Regions from separate parts of the Homo sapiens genome. Here region 1 is linked to region 2. A link is an interaction called in ENCODE POLR2A ChIA-PET data of the cell type or tissue named here. Cell type or tissue: Caco-2. All regions are shown on one strand. Each heading gives the region's core, and the rest is flanking DNA. Links, peaks and the distances in the headings are about the cores only.

Region 1 (2,903 bases), core at 150-2,649, 320 kb after region 2:
TGGACCCCTGACCAGTGGGCTTTGGCTTCTCCAGCCGCCTCCAGTGCTGCGTGATTTGATTCTGTTGTACCTTCAATTCTTCTGACCCGCATTATAAACATTATAATTTTATTCTAAAAATTGTAATTTTTTTTGCATTTTGGAAGTGACTGCTGCTGTTTAAATATATTTTAAAAATAAATAATAAGTAAGTAGACTTAGTGACTGTGATCCACCACATGCTGGGGCCACCTCCCCTCCCCATCATTTGCGGTGTGTATGTGTGTGTATGTGTGTTTATATATGAGAGACCCTGAAAGTGCCCTAGTCTGAAGGGAGATGATGGGGTCCCAGCTCATGTCCTATGGGTCATGAAGCCCCCAGTGCTATCAGCTTTTTGGAGCCTACCTGCTGCTCTTTCATCCCACTGGTTCTGGATCCTACATAAGAGGCAGCTTGGTAGGCATCGTCAGGATCTCAATATAGCCAAGGGACAGAGGAGTATATGAAGCACTGGAGCTGACAGCGTGGAGTAAAAGGTGCATTCACCAGAGCAGCCTGGGGCTGACAAGTCAGGGAGGACTTGGGGGACAGAAGTACTGGGAGATCTTCCTCCTCCTCTCCTGTCCTCAGCTTTTTCTTTGCTGTAACTTGAACACTAACTGCATCCCTGCAGGTAACAGAGCAGGAGGAAAACTGCTGTGGGGCAGATCTTGCTGCCCTGAAAAGAGGACAAGCAGAGAGGACCAGAGTGAATCTTGTCTGACTTCTATTGGAGGGAGGGTGCTGGGGCCTGCCAGCCTGAAGAGTCTTCCCTTAAGAGTTCCTGAAGCCTTCCTTCTTTGGCCAGGCATGGTGGCTCACACTTGTAATCCCCGCACTTTGAGAGGCCGAGGCGAGTGGGTCATGAGGTCAGGAGTTCGAGACCAGCCTGGCCAAGATGGTGAAACCCCGTCTCTACTAAAAATACAAAAATTAGGTGCAGTGGCGGGCACCTGTAATCCCAGCTACTTGGGAGGCTGAGGCAGGAGAATCGCTTGAACCTGGGAGGCGGAGGTTGCAGGGAGCCGAGATCGCGCCACTGCACTCTAGCCTGGGCGACAGAGCAAGACTCCGTCTCAAAAAAAAAAAAAAAAAAAAAAGTTGCTGAAACTGGCCAAGTGTGGTGGCTTATGCCTGTAATCCCAGCACTTTGGGGCGAGGTGGGAGGATAGCTTGAGCCTAGGAGTTCAGGACCAGCCTGGGCAACATAGTGAGACCCTGTCTTTACCAAAAATATAAAAATTAGCTGGCTCTTATGGTATGCACTTGTAGTCCCAAATATTTCAGAGGCTGAGATGGGAGGATCGTTTGAGCCCAGGAGGTTGCTGGACCCTACCTCTGTCCATTCCACGACTGGGCCTTGCTGGCTGCTGCCTGGTTTTTCCACTTGGTCATCTTTGTCTTGACTTTTCCTGGAAGCAGTGCCAGGGGCTTATGCAGGCAAGCTAACCTCCAGACTGGGCCCATACAATTTAACATTTCTGCTTTGTGCAAGTCGTAGACATCTAGGGCACTAGCTGGATATCGACTGGTATGCTACCACTTGTGGCATTCTTGGTGACACTGGTGGGGCTACTGCCTCATTCTATGACTTGTAGCCATGGCGTCCACAGTGTACCATGAAGTAACCAGGGAAGGGAGTGCAGATCTTGATCTCATTGAGGGAGCCATCACTAGACCTGTAGGACTTGGTGATGGTGCTACAGTGAATCTATTGGCAGCATCAGGTACTGAGGAAATAGTGGCAGTGGCAGGCACTCTGCATGGCTTTGCTCACCATGGGCACCTTTATGGTGGGCTGGGTACTTGCAGCTTCAAATTTGGTGCACGGCTGGTGTGGCTATGGCTCTGCTTCTTGGTACCTGTCCTTAGCACCACTGGTCTGCATCCCCTGCTTAATTCCTGCACCTGGCCTTTCTCATGCAGTACACTGCAGGGCTAGGCATCTGGCTGGGGCCACGGGGCCATGGAGATGTGGGAAGCCCCAGGACAGCATTGGACCTGGATAGCGATACAGCATGTGGCCCTGGTCTGCACCTGGCATGTGATCATTAGGTGGTATCCAGATGTAGGCCCAGACTTGGAGGTTGGTCATTAATAATGGGATGTGGGCACAAAAGACACAGAATATAGATAAAGACTAGTCAGGATCCTGCCTATTCCTTGAAGGTCCAGAAGTATGAGCATCACCAATTCCTGCAAGAGCTCCAATCTCAAATGTGGGGATTTCCACCATCCCACCACCAGCTGCTCATTCTCTGCAACCCCCTACCTCAGTCCCTTACTACCTTAGTCCCTTTTCTCACACACACACAAAGTCTCTGTTCTGTTTCAGCCAGCAGGTCCTGGAAGTCCAGTGAGACTGTGGAAAGATCCCCAAGCACAACAGCTATAATCATGAAGCTATAACCATCTCATTTGTCCCACCCTCTCACAAGCTCAATAAAATATCCTCTCAAAGGCCTGCAGAGGGATTTCAAGGTCTAATTTGCTTGTGGTTTTCCTGATAATGCTTTGGCAAGAGGGTAAGTGTGGGATGAGATTTTTTTTTCTTTTCTTTTTTTTTTTTTGAGACAGTCTTACTCTGTTGACCAGGCTGGAGTGCAGTGGCACAATCTCGGCTCACTGCAACTTCCGCCTCCCAGGTTCAAGCGATTCTCCAGCCTCAGCCTCCTGAGTAGCTGGGATTACAGGCGTGCGCCATCACGCCCGGCTAATTTTTGTATTTTTAGTAGAGACAGGGTTTCACCATGTTGGCGAGGCTGATCTCGAACTCCTGGCCTCAAGTGATCCGCCCGCCTCGGCCTCCCAAAGTGCTGGGATTAAAGGCCTGAGCCACTGCGCCCGGCCAAGATTTTAAACCAAATCATCATAGAACTTAT
Region 2 (2,899 bases), core at 400-2,899:
GTGGTTTTCTTTCCATTTGTGTTATGCCACAGAGAGAAATTTCCTGTCTGAACTCTTCTGCTGCCTGCCTAGGAAGGAAACCTGAAGATTTGGGCAGCCTGAGTCTCTTGGTTTCTGAGCTGGCTCCTGAATATATGTTCAAGTGGGTGTGCCCATAGGGCCTGGGCACGTGTCTCTAGCAAAACCAGGGCCTGAGCATAAGAACTGGGACCCTTCTAGGCAGGGTGCAGTGGCTCACGCCTGTAATCCCAGCACTTTGGGAGGCCCAGGCAGGCGGATCACCTGAGGTCAGGAGTTCAAGACCAGCCTGACCAACCTGGAGAAACCCCGTCTCTACTAAAAATACAAAAAATTAGCTGGGCGTGGTGGTAGGCACCTGTAATCCCAGCTACTTGGGAGGCTGAGGCAGGAGAATCTCTTGAACCCGGGAAGTGGAGGTTGCGGACCTGAGATCATGCCATTGCACTCCAGCCTGGGCAAGAAGAGCGAAACTCCATCTTAAACAAACAAACAAAAAAAAAAGAACTGGGACCCTTCTGCCATCTGACATAGCCCAAAGCACATCTCTATCCTTTCTCCCAGTTGCCCCTCTCCTTTTTTGTTGTTTTTTTTGAGGTTGAGTTTTGCTCTTGTTGCCCAGGCTGGAGTGCAATAGTGCAATCTTGGCTAACTGCAACCTCCGCCTCCCAGGTTCAAGCAATTCTCCTGCCTCAGTCTCCCGAGTAGCTGGGATTACAGTCATGCATCACCATGCCTGGCTAATTTTGTATTTGTAGTAGAGATGGGGTTTCTCCATGTTGGTCAGGCTGGTCTCAAACACCTGACCTCAGGTGATCTGCCTGCCTTGGCCTTCCAAAGTGCTGGGATTACAGGCATGAGCCACCGCGCCCGCCCTGCCCCTTTCCAAGAGATATGCTCAGCATAATGAGAGATCAACCGTGGTGGGGAGTGGGTCCAAGTAAGGGTTCTCATTGTTGCCTTTTAAGAGGCCTAAGTCCTGCATTAACTCAGTCCAACCATTAAGTGATGCAGGCTGCTCTTCCCTCATGTGAGAAAAACCTGTTTCCCTCTGGTTCTTCCTGGCTTTGCACCTGGTGGCTATTACAAAGCAGTACTGCAGTATGTCTTGGACCTGGAAAGTTGGACATGTGTGTGGCTCAACAGTTTTCTCGGGGGAGTTCAGTGACCTTTTGGTGGCCACCCTCTGTTCTCACCTGTGAGTTCTTGCAGGTGGCGACTTCATCTGCAAGGTCACTTACATAGCCCCACTCAGCTGCTTCGGAAAGCGTGACGAAGCAGTAGTCCTCAGTGTGTGTGTAAGTGAAGAGGACCTTGTGGTAGCAGGGACCATGCTTCATTCGTGGCTGTGTCCCCATCTGAGGGCCTGGTATGCAGTAAGATCAATAAATACTTGTGGAATGCATGACTGCTGGCTGCCTGTGTCTGCCTGGTGGGAGAGCTGTGGAACTAGGGGTCCACATGAGGACAGACTACTGTGGTGCTGCCTACCTGCCAGGCTGGCCCACCTTCCCCACCCCCACTTGACCTTACTCTCTTGAGGTCCTAAAGGTATGATTCAGACCTTTCAGCCCTTTCCAGAACTTTGACCCTCTGGAGACAGGGCGGTTCTGCAGGGGGCGGTCTAGCCCCTAGCTTTGTTCTGGGCAGCCCAATCAGCTCTGGATTGCCCGAGCTGCCCTGAAGAGTCAGCCGAAAGAGCTGGAGGCTTCTTCCCTGTGGTTGCGGGTTCCTGCATTCTCTGCTCTAAATCCCAGCCTGCCCTTGGGGCTGCCCACGCCCCCTTCAGATCCTTTGCTCCGGAGAGAGACCTGTCCGAGCAGAGGCCTGGACTACATCTCCCGGCGTGCCTGGCAGTGTGGTGGCCTCTGTGCGCCGTCTGCACTCGTTGCAGGCGACGATGCAGAGGGCTGTAAGTGTGGTGGCCCGTCTGGGCTTTCGCCTGCAGGCATTCCCCCCGGCCTTGTGTCGTCCACTTAGTTGCGCACAGGTGGGATAGAGGGTGCTGATCTTGGAGGGTGGGGGAGGGAAGCGGCTGGGGGCTAGGGCCCTGGTGGCACTAAGCCCAGCCGCCCACAGGAGGTGCTCCGCAGGACACCGCTCTATGACTTCCACCTGGCCCACGGCGGGAAAATGGTGGCGTTTGCGGGTTGGAGTCTGCCAGTGCAGTACCGGGACAGTCACACTGACTCGCACCTGCACACACGCCAGCACTGCTCGCTCTTTGACGTGTCTCATATGCTGCAGGTGAGCCAGGGGAGCACACTGGCCATCTGATCAGGCCTTCCTCCCTGTTTACAGTGGTCCACTCCTTGGCTTTGTTTGCTGTGAACTGGATTCCAAGGACAGCCTTCTCAGAAGAGCTAGAGGTCATGGGGGTGTCATGGATAGGTCAATGGCCCCAAGGAAATGAGCTCAGAGGGTCTCATCATCTCATCCTTCTAGCTTGCCCCCATTAAATGGTGTGCCTTAATGTCCCGGGTTTTCCAGGGCTGACACCCACTCTCATGTATTGGGCTGGATGTTGGTTTGAAAAGGGGTTATTTCAGGAAGGTGCTAGGTCCTGTCCAGTTCCCTGGCAGTCCCCCCACACAGAGTGACTGGGGGAGGTCAGGAAATCAGAAGGTGGTCCTTTGCCACGTGTAGAACCAAAAGACTGGTTAGTCACTTTGGGTGGGCTGGACTGCACTGTGGATGGCAGGGAGGATGCATCCTTGCTTAGTAGCCTTTTGGATTGTAGCTGTTGCAATGGCCTGAGGCTTTCAATCTCTTCCCCAGACCAAGATACTTGGTAGTGACCGGGTGAAGCTGATGGAGAGTCTAGTGGTTGGAGACATTGCAGAGCTAAGACCAAACCAGGTGGGCCCTTTTATTTCTGCTC

The links. ChIA-PET counts read pairs that join two places held together with the same protein. Peaks named below come from ENCODE experiments on the same cell type or tissue, not always from the same donor. Only the 100,000 strongest peaks of a DNase experiment are listed, where the experiment ranks them.
Region 1: POLR2A ChIA-PET joins it to region 2 with 6 read pairs; 19 of 35 experiments call an interaction of 5 or more read pairs at or near these places.

What each region holds. Positions count from the first base shown.
Region 1 is chr3:49,105,343-49,108,245 of GRCh38, reverse strand. It overlaps USP19 (ubiquitin specific peptidase 19), which reads left to right. Exons shown (of 27, transcript NM_001199161.2): 27 at 1-196. Among named protein-coding and RNA genes, the nearest start is that of QARS1, 2.0 kb to the right of the region's middle. RefSeq lists an enhancer at 2,315-2,903. In Caco-2, for the core only: no CTCF peak of the experiment used is centred there; no DNase peak of the experiment used is centred there; H3K4me3 peaks cover 611 bases.
Region 2 is chr3:49,421,470-49,424,368 of GRCh38, reverse strand. It overlaps AMT (aminomethyltransferase), which reads left to right and starts at 1,896. Exons shown (of 9, transcript NM_000481.4): 1 at 1,896-2,008; 2 at 2,098-2,265; 3 at 2,797-2,877. The coding sequence starts at 1,919. It overlaps NICN1 (nicolin 1, tubulin polyglutamylase complex subunit), which reads left to right. Exons shown (of 6, transcript NM_032316.3): 6 at 1-2,036. RefSeq lists enhancers at 1,515-2,268, 2,269-2,899. In Caco-2, for the core only: no CTCF peak of the experiment used is centred there; a DNase peak (open chromatin) is centred at 1,688.